Linked DNA regions of Homo sapiens: region 1 is linked to region 2. A link is an interaction called in ENCODE POLR2A ChIA-PET data of the cell type or tissue named here. Cell type or tissue: OCI-LY7. All regions are shown on one strand.

Region 1 (8,000 bases), 150 kb after region 2:
CAAAAACTGTCATATCTTACATAAAGTACTTTAAGTCAAAACTGCAAAGAGACAAAGAAAGACATTAAACAATAATAGATTTATTAACTGGGAACCTATGACAAATTTTGTGTGTGTGTGTGTGTGTGTGCACGTCTGTGTGTCTGTGTGTATGTCACACTAAGGTTCCAAATATATAAAGCAAATATTGACAGACTGGAAGAAACACCTAGACAGCAATATAATTATAGTAGGAAATTTCAATACCCCACTTTCTGTAATAAAAATAAAACAAGACAGAATATTAGTAAGTGAAGAGAGGAACTGAAGGCAGTATAATACAATTTTTTTTTTTTTTAGATGGAGTTTGCTCTTGTTACCCAGGCTGGAGTGCAATGGCACGATCTCAGCTCACCACAACCTCCGCCTCCTGGGTTCAAGCGATTCTTCTGCCTCCGCCTCCTGAGTAGCTAGGACTACAGGCACGTGCTGCCATACCTGGCTAATTTTGTATTTTTAGTAGAGATGGGGTTTCTCCATGTTGGTCAGGCTGGTCTCAAACTCCCAAACTCAGATGATCCGCTCGCCTCGGCCTCCCAAAGTGTTGGGATTACAGGCATGAGCCACTGCGCCCAGCCTGTACAATTATTTTTAACAGAGAAATAGAGAAGAGTCCTCAAGAATATGAGGAAACACATCCTTCAAAATAGCTTATGCAACATTCTCTTTGATAGACCACCTGTTAGGCCAAAAACGGAGTCATAAAAATTTGTTAAATTTGACATTTTATGAATTACATCCTATGACCAAAATGGAATGAAAGTATAAAATAGAAAAAAAGGCTGGGTGTAGTGGCTCACGCCTGTAATCCCAACACTTTGGGAGGCCAAGGCAAGTATACTAAAAATCCAATTTTTTAATAAAACTTTTTATAAAAACATGAGTTTTTACTAAAAACTCTCATGGTGGTGCATGCCTGTAGTCTCAGCTACTCGGGAGGCTGACATAGGAGAATCGCTGGAGGCAGAGGTTACGATGAGCCAAGATGGCGCCTTTGCACTCCAACCTGGGCAACAAGAGTGAAACTCCATCTCAAAACAAAAAACAAAACAAAACAAAAAAACTACAATAAACTTTGAATAGCCAAAGCAATCTTGAGGAAAAAGAACAAAGCAGAGAGACATTATATTTTATAATTTCAGACTATATTTCAAGAATATACTAATAAAAAAAGATGGAATGTGCAGAAAATTAACATAAAAACCAATAGAACAGTGACCACTACTCTCACACATTTTAGACATGATGCAAAAGAGAACTAAAAAAATAGTTTAACATAAAGTTTCTCAAAATCATGCAGATATTTGTGTGTCCCCCAAAACAATGGAAATGCAGTCAGATTGTGCAGTCTTTTATATGCCATGAAGAGGACTCTGGCTCTCACTGTGAACTTGAAGGAAAATCAATGAAGGGAAAGTAGAATCCTTAGAGAATTTAAAAGCCTAAGACAGAAGATGGCCCTATGTGACAGTAACAACAACAAAAAGAAAACAAACAAAAAAACCACACACCTCAGGCTTCCCAGAATCTATTTGCTTTGGAACACAGCTTCCCAAATCACATTATAGGGACTGCTTTTTTTTTTTTGTAATCTTCCAACCTTTCATCTATGTCAACTGTTTTATTCACTCTCACCTACCTGGGGGTGTGGCTACCATACTGTGTCTCTTCATATTCCAGGGATCTTTTCCTTGCTCCAGACAGGTGATCAGATCTGGCTTAGAGACATCAATACCTGATTTATTAAAAATAAATAACATGAATCTTGCTCATATTCTCTAATTACCTACCTATTACTGTGCTTAGTAAAGAGGAGGTAATAGAATATTCTAGAAAATTCATCCCAAAATACTATTTAATGACAGAAAGTTCTTACATTTAGAAAATATTTTAAATTTGTAGGTCCTTAATTTTGCTACTCAGTGCTCATGAATCAAAAATTAGTGGTGGCAAATAGATTTTAACCTATGGGCAACAATATTTTATACTACTAAATTTCTGAGATTACCACTACTCTAGAGTGAAGGGTACAGACCAGCTCAGGAATGCAAAAAGTTCAGGCTAAGATAAAACATCTTGAGGAAATTTTTTTCTGCATGGATAATTCCTCGCAATTTTTTGAAAACAGGGATCAGAAACGCATTTATGCAAAGCATAAACTACCAAAAATTATTCTACAAAAATGGAGAAATGAAACCTTTAGTGTATATAAGGAATTGTGTATTAAAGTTATTCTCACCCAAGAACACCAGGTTTCTGAAGTTCTCTAACATCACTTTCCTATACAAATCTTGCTGAGCAGTGTCCAGGCATTGCCACTCCTCCTGAGAGAATTCTATGACCACATCCCTAAATGTCAACGGCCCCTGAAAAACACACACACACACACATATTTACAAGTGTCCACGGGCAGAATTTATCATTTGAATTAAGGTTAAATGAGAGAGTAAAGAAAATTGGTTCTGACTTACAGGAATAACTGAAATCATCCAACAATTTTCAACACAGAAATATTCTCTAATGTATTCTCTAACTCTGAGAGAAGAGAATGGTATAAGATCCACAATACCGCTGTATATATGATAATTTTATGAACAATAAAGTATAAAAACGAAAGGCATGAACACAAACATGTATATTTTTTAGTGTTATATTTGCATCACAAAGAATGAGTAGTGCATATTTTTTAGGCAAAAATGACATGTTGAGTTAGACAGCACCTCTCAAGTTTTAATGTGTACAATACACTGGAGATCTTATGCAGATTTTTTTTTTTCAGAAGATGTGAAATAAAGTCTGAGATTCTGAATTTCTAACAAGCTCACTAGTAATGCCAATGTATTTCGCCCAAAAAGAACATTTTGTCAAACATCCAGTAAGTGGAAGAGCCTGTGTTTTACCCCATTTTTCTGGCCTGTAAACAAAGATAAGAGTCTTCATTTTCTAAAGATAGACATATGCAAAGAAAACCTAAGAAAGAAAGGCAGCTGCCAGATTAAATGTGATGATTTATGCACAGCTCTTCTTTGGCTACATAAAGATACTTAATAATGAGGAGAAAAATAATTAACTCTACAGTGAAATGAATATTTCCAAGAGCTCTTGAAGTAAATTTTAAAATCAACTGCACAAGGACAAATTTTTGTGATGTGCTGACGCACACCGAAGAACACAGCATCATTACTGAGATATTGCCCCCCAAAAAGTATAGTCTGAATTTAACCACACAGAAAAATCAGTTTTATGCAGAGTTCAAGATGCAGATATCTTCTATGTTCTGTAATTTTTAATAACAATTTAAAGTAGTCTTTCTTTAGCACCCTAGAAAGCGGGTATCTCGCAATAATTTTTTTTTCAGAACTTTCAGAGTAATAAATGCCATCCAGTTTAAATAAGCATTTTCTTAATCCTGTTCTGAACAGAGCTAATGAAGAACACATATGAAACCTCAACATTACATGTTCTCCATCCTTACTAAGGACGTTCCCCCAATAGGAATCTTGAGTATCCACATCTTTCCACGTTCAACAGCAACAAGGGAAACACTTTTAATAGTGCAGATCAAAAATTCCTGGTAAGAATTCTGCATGGCGTATAAGAAGCCATGATTTAGAGAGTGTAGAGAAGGCTCTGGGATATAGGAGAGAGATACTTTGCAGAGACCCTTGACTACCACAAGAATTTTTTATAGTAGTTAAACTCATTAGGGGAAAGAAACACAAGTAGAGAAGTAAATGTTTGCAAGGACTAAATGCATCGCACTCCAGGAGGCAGAGTGGACACAGCTCTTCATCTGACACATGTTTAGCTGAAAAAAAAAAAAAAAGCCATTTTTCCTCTTTTGTCTTCTTTGGAAATGCTTTTCAGATGACATTCTCTGGAGAAGTTACACCTGTGTCTTGAAAAAATTCCTTAAAAGGCGTCAGCACCACCTGTTTACCTGCTAGTCTCACACCCACAGAAAAAAGAACTAAGAACTGCAGAAAAAGCACACCCATTTCTGTCCTTTATAACAGCAGAGATTCAGGAACAATGAACTGCTCAATGAATATAAAAATATGTTTCTCTATTTCTGTCTTCAGGTGCCTGCTTTTGCCACAAACACCAGCAATTTCTGCTACAGTAATGGAAATATGGGTGACACTGACCTCTCCCTATCAAAACCAAACAGAACGGTCCCTGTGACTACCTTTTAGTGCAAAGGTGGAACTTAACTCTCATGAATGTATCTTGAACCCCACACACTTGATTCTGGCCTCACCTTAGAGTCACATGAGACACAATTAAAACAACATGAATACTTTCACCTAGAACAATAAACAGAACCTGTGGAAAGGGTACAAGTAAAGAGATTTCTGCAAATTGGCCATGTAATGCTAATGAGAAGTCTAGGCTGATAACCACTTAGCTAAGCATTGCCTCTCAACCTTTAATGAGCTCAAAAATCACTTGGTAACGTTGGTCCCACTTTATGTAATGTGATTCTGTAGGTTTGGAAAGGGTCCATGGATGGGTGTTTCAAACAAGTCCCGTGTCAATGCTGATGTTGCTCCCCTTGGGCTCATTATTAGCATTAGTTAGAGAAAGCAGGCACAGCACAGAGTCCTTTACATGCCGCACTCTTGTCACAATACAATACTTCTGATACCCAAATAAAGACAAAAAATGTAAAGTTTCATATTCTTTGCTGGCTCTCTAAAGTTTACAGAGGACACAGAAGGCAGCAATGTCTAAATAAGTCTGCATTTAAAAAACAACATGTACACATGAACTAATGCAATGTTTATTAAGCAGGTACTATGTGCTCAATAGTATGTTGCAGAGCACTGTGCTGGGAATAACACATTATGTGTTATTATTTGTTATTATGTCCTACTAACACCTTGAAAGTTCATACTAAGTGTTCAATAATTCTCAGGATTTAGAATGTAGTTTAGAGAAATTTTTTTGTGTTTATGTTTACTTGTTTATGACTTGTAGAGCAGCTACTGGATCTGCAGGAACAGAAAATCTGCTAAATGGAACGTTTCTGTAAGCACTGGTTTTACTACAAAATTTAAAAATTAAGATCTTAAAATGTATAGTTTATTTTTCTTATGTATCTGCTTTTGGGTTTCAGGATACTGTGAGCAGCAGCTCTAGAAAGTCAGCAGGATTTACCCCCAAAAACTTGAATCTTTATAAATCAGTTTTGTAAGGGAACACTCCAGAGTGAGGCCAGACCTAAATAAGGCCTCCAAAAATGGTGAATCTGATCAGAACTGGGGCAGGGAAAAGAACCTAGGTAGAATTTGTTTTCTATGTCACTGGAGTATTTCCAGTTCTGTTTTTCCTAAGTTTACCTAAGAAAAACTTAAATCCCAGCCTGGCACGGTGGCTCATGCCTGTAATCCCAGCATTTTGGGAGGTCGAGGTAGGTAGGTCACCTGAGGTCGGGAGTTCAAGACCAGCCTGACCAACATGGAGAAACCCCATCTCTACTAAAAATACAAAATTAGCCAGGGTGGTGGTGCATGCCTGTAATCCCAGCTACTCGGAAGGCTGAGGCAGGAGAATCGCTTGAACCCGGGAGGCGGAGGTTGAGGTGAGCTGAGATCGCGCCATTGCACTCCAGCCTGGGCAACAAGAGCGAAACTCCGTCTAAAAAAGAAAAAAGAAAAAAAAAGTTAAATCCCAGAGTTTATGTAACACTAATCTATTTTTGCCACTGCTGTCAATTTTATAACATATACTAATAAGCAATTTAAATGGATCTTTTAAAGTTTTCTAGGATAATTTTATTAGAAGATAAATATGTATTCTTAGAAAAGTAAAAGAAACACAAATAATAATAACTCTTCAGTCCATAAATATACGTTCAGGTGATAACTTCAGAAGTCACAACAATATTAAAAAGAAGTGGACCAAGGTTTTTTTGCACACTTCTATTCACTGTACCAACCATATAATGCTTAATTCAACCATGTATCCAGTTGCTAGTCTAGACTAAAATTTCCTGGATGGTAGGGACCTTGACTGCTTCATCTATTTTTTGAATGACCATATGAAGTGGAAGCAATTAGTTTGTTTGAGTCACCAGACCTCCTCTTTGTCTTTCACCCTAGTACCAGAAAACTTGAGAAACTCTCATCTGGGTAACAACCAAAGTTATCTCTTGTATGAGGGAGAAAAAAACACAGGATGTCTCCTTTCTCTTACAACGAGACAGAAACATAATTAATCATTCTTGTTAGCCTGACATAATTCTACCCTTGACATCCTCAAATGTCTTAAGGACACCCAGGTGATTAGGAGAGGATTCCCAGTGACCCAGGGCTGATGGCCCAGTGATAAGCCAGGCTGGAGAAACTCAGGCTGATTCTAAATAGAAAATGGAACTGCCTTGGTGGAGCCCCAGAACCTGGGTCACCTATCCTGATTTTTGCTAGCTTTTGGGTAAGAAGAAGGACGAGAATACTTTACTCCAATATCACAATTACCGGTAGGTATAGTTGTGGTTATGGCTCTGGATACTTTGTGGCCTTGATCTCTCATTCTTGTTTACACTTACAGATTCTATCATCAGATTCTATTTACACCAGGAGCCTCTCACATACTGTAGCAGGTCACTGAACAAGATTGAAAAGCTTAAAGAGCCACATTCTCAAATGGGGGCTTTAAGATTTCTACACTGACATCTCACAATACAGAAAATGCCTTTTGTTGGTTTTCAGTACATTCTCAACCCAAAGTCTGGCCCTGTCTTGTAAATCCCAGGCAGAGGCCAGAACTTATGTGCAGGTTCTAGGTGAGGTTAGCCTGACTCTGCATCCTTGGGCATTACAGCAAGCCGAGTACAGTCAAAGAAGAGATCCCTTCATAGAGGCTGCTCTAGCACATTCTAAGTAATATGTCTACCTAAAAGAAAAAAACTGAGGCAACATGAATATAAGTAGAGACTTCATCTGGGCCAAGCTTGAGGATTGTAAACTTGGAGCAAAGATACATCCTCCAAAGACTGAACAAATAAGAAATTGAATCCCTGAATATACCAATAACGAGCTCCAAAATTGAATTAGAAATAAATAGCCTACCCACCAAAAACAACAAAGAATCAGAAAAATTTACAGCTGAATTCCACCAGATGTAAAAATTAGAGTTGGTACCACTTCTACTAATATTATTTCAAAAGATTGAGAAAAGGGGACTTCTTTCCAACTTATTCTATAAAAATAGCATTATTCTGATACCAAAATCTGGCAAATATAAAACAAAAAATAGAAAACTTGAGGCCAATATTTTTAATGAACATTGATGAAAATATCAACAAAATACTGGCAAACCAAATCCAGGAGAACATCAAAAAGCTAATGCACTATGATCAACTTGGCTGTATCTCTGAAATAAAAGGTTGGTTCAACATACAATTAATAAATGTTACTCATCATGTAAACACAATTAAAGATAAAAACCACAAAGTCATTTCAATAGATGTTTAAAAAGCTTTCAACCATTATGGGCATGGTGGCTCACACCTGTAATCCCAGCACTTTGGGAGGCCGAGGTTGGCGGATCATGAGGTCAGGAGTTCAAGACCAGTGTGACCAACATGGTAAAACCCAATCTCTACTAAAAATACGAAAATTAGCCAGGCATGGTGGTGTGTGCTTGTAATCCCAGCTACTCAGGAGGGCGAGGCAGGAGAATCACTTGAATCCAGGAGGTGGAGGTTGCAGTAAGCTGAGATCATGCCATAGCACTCCAGCCTGTGAGAGAGTGCGAGACTATGTCTCAAAAAAAAAAAAAAAGAATGAAGCTGGAAGCATTACATTGCCCCTCTTCAAACTACATTACAGTAACCAAAGCAGCATTATACTGGCATAAAAACAGACTCATAGAACAATGCAACAGAATAGAGAGCCCAGAAATAATGCCACACACCTCCAACCATCTGATCTTTGACAAACCTGACAGGAATATGA
Region 2 (8,000 bases):
GGCAAAGATTCAAGTTGACTGGAATCTACACTTCAATTAGCAGCACTTACAAGTGGATTTGCAAAGGCAAAGAGAGAGGGACAGAGTGTGGCCTGATAAAAGGTTGTCTGTGAGAAATTCTTATTTATTTACAGAATTAACATTGATTACTGATTGAGTGTACATCGTTAGGGTTTAGAGTATGGGCTATAGTGTCCAGTGTGGCACTATCAGTTTAATTTATAGCCACTGGTGGCAATAGTAAACAATTTCAAGAGATAACTATATGGTTCAAAGAGGAGAGAAAGACATAATTGTGTTCTCATTTTAATGTCTCTCCGAGTTTGACAACTATTAGGTTGGTGCAAATGTAATTGTGGTTTTTGCCATTACATTAAATGGTAAAACCGCAATAACTTTCGCCCCGACCTAAAAAGAGGATTTGCATTCCTCAGATAAAAGATTTTCTGTTTTCCAAATCTCATGACCTAGATTCAGAATTTCCATCTGCAGATTTAGGTCCTGAATAGGTGGAGTAGCAGTAGCAGATGTTACCTGAACATTTGTGAGCAGTTTACCAAGAGGAGGAAGGGGAAAGTGGAGATTCTCATGTCCACATGTCTACTCAATGCACACGTGTTACTCTGATTTGGTTTCTTGGCTCCATGGTCTCTTAATCAGTTTCAGGTTTGAAGACACAAGAGTCATTGAAAGAGGTAAAATGGTTGATTTCCACCCTGTAACATTTGTACAAATCTAATCCCTCTAGAAGTGACTGTAGAGGACTATAGATAACAAAGAGACATGATTCTGCCTGCATATTTACGGGACAGTATACACTTTTTTTTTTTTTTGAGACAGAGTCTCGCTCTGTTGCCCAGGCTAGAGTGCAATGGCATGATCTTGGCTCAATGCAACCTCTGCCTCCTGGGTTCAAGCAATTCTCCTGTCTCGGCCTCCAAGTAGCTGGGATTGCAGGCACCTGCCATCATGCCCGGCTAATTTTTGTATTTTTTTAGAGACAGGGTTTCACCATGTTGGCCAAGCTGGTCTCAAACTCCTGACCTCAAGGTGATCTGCCCATCTTGGCCTCCCAAAGTGCTGGGATTAGAGATGCCCAGTGACAGCATGCACTTTGCAGCACAACTGTGAGTTGACTGGAAGCCTGAGAGGAAAAGTACCCTCTAGAGTAAAGCCTGGCTGGCACCTAATATGTTTATATCATGTATGGTAATTCTAGATAGTGTTTGGAAAATATAATTAAAAGAAAAATTGTATCCAGCTGCAGAGAAACTCCATAATGATAGAACAAAAGAGTTTTTATATGCAAGTAAACCAGAATGTGACATGCACCACAGTCAATTTGCTTAAGAGACTGCAAAGACAGAAAAATAGTCATTATAATTAGTCCACAAGTGGAAGAACTTACAGCACCATGTCATACAGAGTTTATCCTAAATTTACCTGGTAATTTGAGAGGCCATCTGTGCATGCCAGTGGGTTATAGTCAATGACAAAATAAACTTTTCCTATCTTCACGACAGGAGGTAATATTCCAACTTGAAAGCAGGTGGCTGCTGAAGGTAGGCTCTCACTCTCCTGCAGAAATGGCTGGATGGGGTGCTATCTTTTTGGCTATTTACATTTTAAAGCAATGGCTCCTCTACTCCCTAAGCACTGGGCTAGAGCACTCCTGCTTACCCTCTCCTGATGACGAGTGTCCTCTCGACTCCTACCATCTGCCACTGAAACACAGCTCACAGCACAGGGCTCACAGCTGGCAGCTCACATCATACATGAACCCCAATTGCCATAGCAGCACTCCAGTGCCACATCAGAGAGTAAAGCCTGAGCTGCATGAGGAGATCCTGTAGGCCTCCTGGATAGAATTGTGCCTTCATAATAATGGGAATGGGAGCAGTGTTTCAGCCTCAGTTTCTAGTTATAATTGTGACATTAAAAAATACTGCTGGATTTCCAGGATAAGTGCAGATGCTCCAAGAGTTCTCACTGTGACAGCCCACCTAATTCACACAAACCACAGGATATGAATAGGCCTTCTGAAACAGACAACCAAAGCATGAGAGAGAAAAGCAGCTCTCCATCTCAGCAAGATTCTACTGAGAACAAACTAAGTTAAAAGCATCTTAAGAAGAAAACTCAGATTAGATACAAGATTGATCAAGTAGGCCAGAAAATATTCCCCTAAAAGGAATTTCTCTGAAAACACCCAAAATGCACAGCTATTGTCAGCATGAGAAACATGAGCATTATGAAGAAAAAGGGCATATTCTCAGTAGAATTTCATAAGGTTTTTCTTTCATGTCTGTTGCTCTTTTATCTCCTAGCCATCAAATGGGGGATCTATTGTGAAATACATGTGACAACTTCCACTAGAGCTTTTTGATAAGAACTGGAACCTGACTTTGTTTATATAGTGGAATGTATCTGAGATTGAAACATAGTTAACTAAAGAGCTATTATGGTTTTGGGTGGCCACATCACTCATCATGTTGATTTGTCCTGTAATAGCAGCATTCAAATTTAGTGAAATAAGACACTGAAACCATGCTCACATATAATTAGTCCTTTTGGGGAAACTAATGAGCATTTCAGACTAATATCTACTGTAACAATTTTGTAGTGAGTTTTCCTTTGATGTTAGATACAAATATCTATGTATAAATAATTTTTGTGTACTAGTCATGATGTCTGTAGAACTTTTAAAAATTGTCTGTAACCATAATTCAGTTAAAACACTATATTTCAAAAGTAAAAAGAACAATATTGAAGTGCCTATTTAAGGTATTCAAAGTAAATATTGTGGCCTTATATTCATACTATTATAGAAAATGCTATTAATATGAGTGCAGGTTGTTGACAAACACTACACATAATAACTATGTTAATTGTTCTGAAGTAATAAATAGAAACCAAAGTACAACTACAGATTCCACTTTTCAGTTTATACACTGAACTGCTCTTGCTTTTTCTGTGTAAGTACTTTGGACTGCAAATATCAGATAATTACCCTGGATAATCAGTTTTCTCTCAAAGGAACTTAGTATTTTCTAGTCTTTATTATCTTTGTGCTCAACTTTTGTGTACTCTTAAAATGAGCTTTAATCTAAACAACTCTGTGTCTACTTTACAAGACTAAAAATGAAAAAATAAAATAAAACCTTTCCCAAAGCAAAAACAAAGCAATGGTTATGAGGTCCTAGAGAAAGACAACCTTGAGTCAAAAAAAAATGACAAATGGTTTATTTAGCTGTTACTATGATTTACATATATTTCCAAAAATCAGAGAAAAATATCTACATATAATCTAAATGCTTTAAGAAAAAAGAACAAAATATCTTCCATTATTTTCAGGTAGGAGAATAAAGCCTCTTATTTCTAATTTATATTTTCTCCTACAACAACCAAGTCTCTGGACATGTCCCTGAACCCTTGGACATCTGAATTTTAGGAGACACTGGATTCAGGTATCTAAGGTGTAGCCTTGGGCACCCTGTGTACACTTGAAAGAATGTTTATGAAGGAAAAAGCAGAAGAGAAAAAGGTGTTCTAAAAAAATCCATGGGTGTTGGCTGGGCACAGTGGCTCATGCCTGTAATCCTAGCACTTTGGGAGGCTGAGGCAGGTGGACTGCCTGAGCTCAGGAGTTTGAGACCAGCCTGGCCAAGATGGTGAAACTTCATCTCTACTAAAATACAAACAAAAACCAGCCAAACATGGTGGCAGGTGCCTGTAATCCCAGTTACTCAGTAGGCTGAGGCACGAGAATTGCTTGAACCCAGGAGGTTGCAGTGAGCTGAGTTCATGCCACTGCACTCCAGCCCGGGCAACAAAGTGAAACTGTCTCAAAAAAAAAAAAAAATTCATGGGTGCACATGAATACAGCAAGTTCTTAGAAGACCTATAAAGAGATGTAGATTCTGACACAATAATAGGAGACTACAACACTCCGCAGACACTTAGATCACTGTGTTGTGGGAATTAGGAGACTGGAAAGACCGATAGGTAGAAAAGGAGGATTTTATTGAGTGCACTCAGACCCAGTGGATTAACATCCAGAGACTGGGCCAAGGACAAAGACAGCATTTAACTTTTACATACACTTCTAAAGAGGGTGGGCTAACTTGAAACAAGCCTACAGTGGCACAAAGTGTAGTGATGTGAAAGCAAGGATACAGAAACAGAACAAAAGCAGTTAATCATACTATGACAGGTTTATAACTCAGACTTACATATGACTCTTACTATGTGGCCCAGATGGCTGTTACCTAGGCTTGCTCTAGTGCCTTGCATGGGCTTATCTTATAACCTTCACTATGGTGCCTAGGTGGCTGCAATCCAGGCCTGCTCAGGCATCTCATGACCTTCAATGTGCTGCTTAAATGAAAAACAGGAATCATAAGAGAAAGGAAAATTTGTTTCTCTTCTCCCTATGTTGAGGGAATGCTGGGAGAGTCTCCAGAGCACATTCTTTCCAGCCCTGGCTTCTTAAATAGTGTTATCAAAACTTTTCCTGGATGTGGGCTGTGCCTGTTACTGCCTCTAGGATAAGTCAGCCTAATACAGGAAACCTTGTTTCTTTCTCTTTTTAATTTAATTTTATTTTCTTTAATTTCCCACCTTGAGGCAGAAAATTAGCAGATATCAGAACCTAAACTCAACACTTGACCAAATCATTCTAATAAACATATATGAAACTCTTCATCTGAAACCAACATAGTATATATATCTTTCTCATCACCATGTGTCACATACTCTAAAATTGACCACGCAATCAGAAACACAACAATCCTCAGCAAATTCAATAATCCCAAAATCATACCAAATGCTCACTTAGACCACAACTTGATAAAGATAAAGATATAATACAGGGCTGGGCACGATGGCTCATGCCTGTAATCCCAGCACTTTGGAAGGCTGAGGTGGGCAGATCACGATGTCAGGAGATCGAGACTATCCTGGCTAACACAGTGAAACCCTTTCTCTACTAAAAATAAAAAAATAAAAATTTAGCTGGGCGTGGTGGTGCACATCTGTAGTCCCAGCTACTCAGGAGGCTGAGGCAGGAGAATCACTTGAACCCGGGAGGTGGAAGTTGCTGTGAGCCGAGATGGTGCCATGCACTCCAGCCTGGGCGACAGAGCAAGACTCCATCTCAAAAAAAGAAAAAAAAAGATATAATTCAGTACAAAGAAAAACACTTGAAAACATGCAATTACATGAAAATTAAACAATCTTCATCTGAATGACTTTTGGGTAAATAATGAAATTAAGGCACAAATCAAGAAGTTCTTTAAAACAAATGAGAACAGTGATACAACACACCACCAGAATCTCTCCAACACAGCTAATGTGAGGTTAAAAGGGGAATTTACAGCACTAAATGCTCACATGAAAAAGGTAGAAAGATCTCAATTTAACAACCTAACATCATAAATAAAAGTATAAGAGAAGCAAGAGCAAACCAGCCCCTGAGCTAGCAGAAGACAAGAAATAACCAAAATCAGATCAGAACTGAAGGAGATTTAGACATAAGAAGTCATACAAAAGATCAAGAAATCCAGGAGTTAAATCTTTTAAATAAATCAATAAGATAAACCACTAGCAAGTTTAGTGAAGTAAGAAGAGAAGATTCAAATAAACACAATAAGAAATGACAATGCCTGTAATCCCAGCACTTTGGGAGGCCGAGGTGGGTGGATCACAAGGTCAGGAGATAAGAGACCATCCTGGCTATACCCTGTCTCTACTAAGAATATAAAAAAAAATTAGCCAGGCATGGTGGCGGGTGCCCGTAGTCCCATCTACTCAGGAGGCAGAGGCAGGTGAATGGCGTGAACCTGGGAGACGGAGCTTGCAGTGAGCTGAGATCGAGCCACTGTACTCCAGCCTGGGTGACAGAGCAAGACTCCATATCAAAAAAAAAAAAAAAGGAAATGACAAAAGGGTCATTACTACTGACCCCACAAAAATACAAATAACTACTGAAGTCTACTATAAACATCTCTATGCACACAAACTAAAAAAAAAATCTAAAAGAAATGGATAAATTTCTGGGCAAATACATTCTCCCAATACCAAACAGAAAGAAACTGGAGCCCAGAACAGAACAATAACAAGCTCTAAAATTGAATTAGTAAATAGCCTACCAGCCAAAAAAAGCCTAGGACCCACAGATTCACAGCTGAATTCTACTAGATGTACAAAGAAAAGCTGGTATTATACTTTCTAAAACTACTAAAAAAATTGAGAAGAAACTCTTCCCCTGCTCATTATATAGTAACAGCATCATTCTGATACCAAAACCTGGCAAACATAAAACAAAAAAAAGAAAACTCAGGCAAAAATTCTTCATGAACACTGATGCAAAAATCCTCAATGAAATACTGTAAAATTGAATCCAGCAGCACATCAACAAGCTAATCTGCTATGATCAAGTAGGCTTTATCCCTGGGATGCAAGGTGGGTTCAACATACACAAGTCAATAAATGTGATTCATCACATAAACAGAACTAAAGACAAAAAACACAAGATTATCTCAATAGACGTAGATAAAGCTTTCAATAAAATGTAACATTCTTCATGTTTAGAACCCTAAACAAACCAGGCATTGAAGGTACATACTTCAAAATAGTAAGATATCTGTGACAAATCAACAGCCAACCTGCTGAATGGACGCAAGCTGGAAGCATTTCTTCTTAAAAACTGGCACAAGAAAAGGATGACTTCTCTCACTACTTTTATTCAACATAGAATTGGAAGTCCTGGCTAGAGCAATCAGGCAAGAGAAATAAATAACAGGCATCCCAACAGGAAGAGAGGAAAGGAAACTAACCCTGTTTGCAGATGACATGATTCTATATCTAGAAAACCCTATAGTCTTGGTGCAAAAGCTCTTTAGACTGAAAAACAACTTCAGCAAAGTTTCAGGATACAAAATACATGTACAAAAATCAGCAGCATCTCTGCACATCCACAATATCTGAGCCAAAAACCAAATCAAAAACATAATTCCATTCACAACTGCCACAAAAAGAATAGAATATCTAGAAATACAGCTAACCAGGGTGGTGAAAAATCTCTACGACAAGAACTACAAAACACTTCTTAAAGAAGTCAGAACTAACACAAACAAATCAAAAACTACTTTATGCTCAAGGACAGAAAAAAATCAGTATCATTAAAATAACCATACTGCTCAAAGAAATATACAGAAATAATGCCATTTCTATCAAACTACCAAAAACATTCTTAACACAACTAAAAACTGTTTTTAAATTCATATGGAACAACAAAAAAAGCCCGAAGAGCCAATGCAATCCTAAGCAAAAAGAACAAAGCGGCTGGGCATGGTGGCTCACACCTGTAATCCCAGCACTTTGGGAGGCTGAGGCGGGTGGATCACAAGGTCAGGGGATTGAAGCCATCCTGGCTAACACGGTGAAACCCCGTCCCTACTAAAAATACAATAATAATAATAATAATGATGATGATAGCAGAGCATAGTGGCACATGCTTGTAGTCCCAGCTACTTGGGGGGCTGAGGCAGGAGAATTGCTTGAACCCAGGAGGCAGAGGTTGCAGTGAGCCAAGATTGCTCCACTGCACTCCAGCCTGGGGAATTAAGCGAGACTAGGTCTCAATAAAATAAAAAAAATAAAAAAATTTAAAAAAACAAAAAAACAAAAAACAAAGCTGGAGGCACTGTATCACTTTACCCCACTTCAAACTATATTGCAGGGTGATAGAAACCAAAGCAGCATGGTACTGGTACAAAAGCAGACTCATAGACCAATGCAACAGAATAGAGAGCCCAGAAATAATGCTGCACACCTACGACCATCTGATATTTGACAAAGCTGACAAGAGGAACGTAAGAAGAATTTTCTGTTTAATAAATAGTGCTAGAATAACTAGCTAACATTATGTAGAAGACTGAAACAGCACCCCTTTCTTATACTATATACAAAAATATACTCAAGATTAAGTAAAGACTTAA

Evidence for each region. ChIA-PET counts read pairs that join two places held together with the same protein. Peaks named below come from ENCODE experiments on the same cell type or tissue, not always from the same donor. Only the 100,000 strongest peaks of a DNase experiment are listed, where the experiment ranks them.
Region 1: POLR2A ChIA-PET joins it to region 2 with 11 read pairs; 3 of 35 experiments call an interaction of 5 or more read pairs at or near these places.

The regions. Positions count from the first base shown.
Region 1 is chr19:21,369,643-21,377,642 of GRCh38, reverse strand. It overlaps ZNF738 (zinc finger protein 738), which reads right to left. Exons shown (of 5, transcript NM_001355237.2): 3 at 2,279-2,405; 4 at 1,679-1,774. Among named protein-coding and RNA genes, the nearest start is that of ZNF738, 15 kb to the right of the region's middle. In OCI-LY7, no CTCF peak of the experiment used is centred here; no DNase peak of the experiment used is centred here.
Region 2 is chr19:21,515,729-21,523,728 of GRCh38, reverse strand. All of the region lies in intron 1 of ZNF429 (zinc finger protein 429), which reads right to left. It also overlaps the pseudogene BNIP3P26. Among named protein-coding and RNA genes, the nearest start is that of ZNF429, 14 kb to the right of the region's middle. In OCI-LY7, no CTCF peak of the experiment used is centred here; a DNase peak (open chromatin) is centred at 4,058.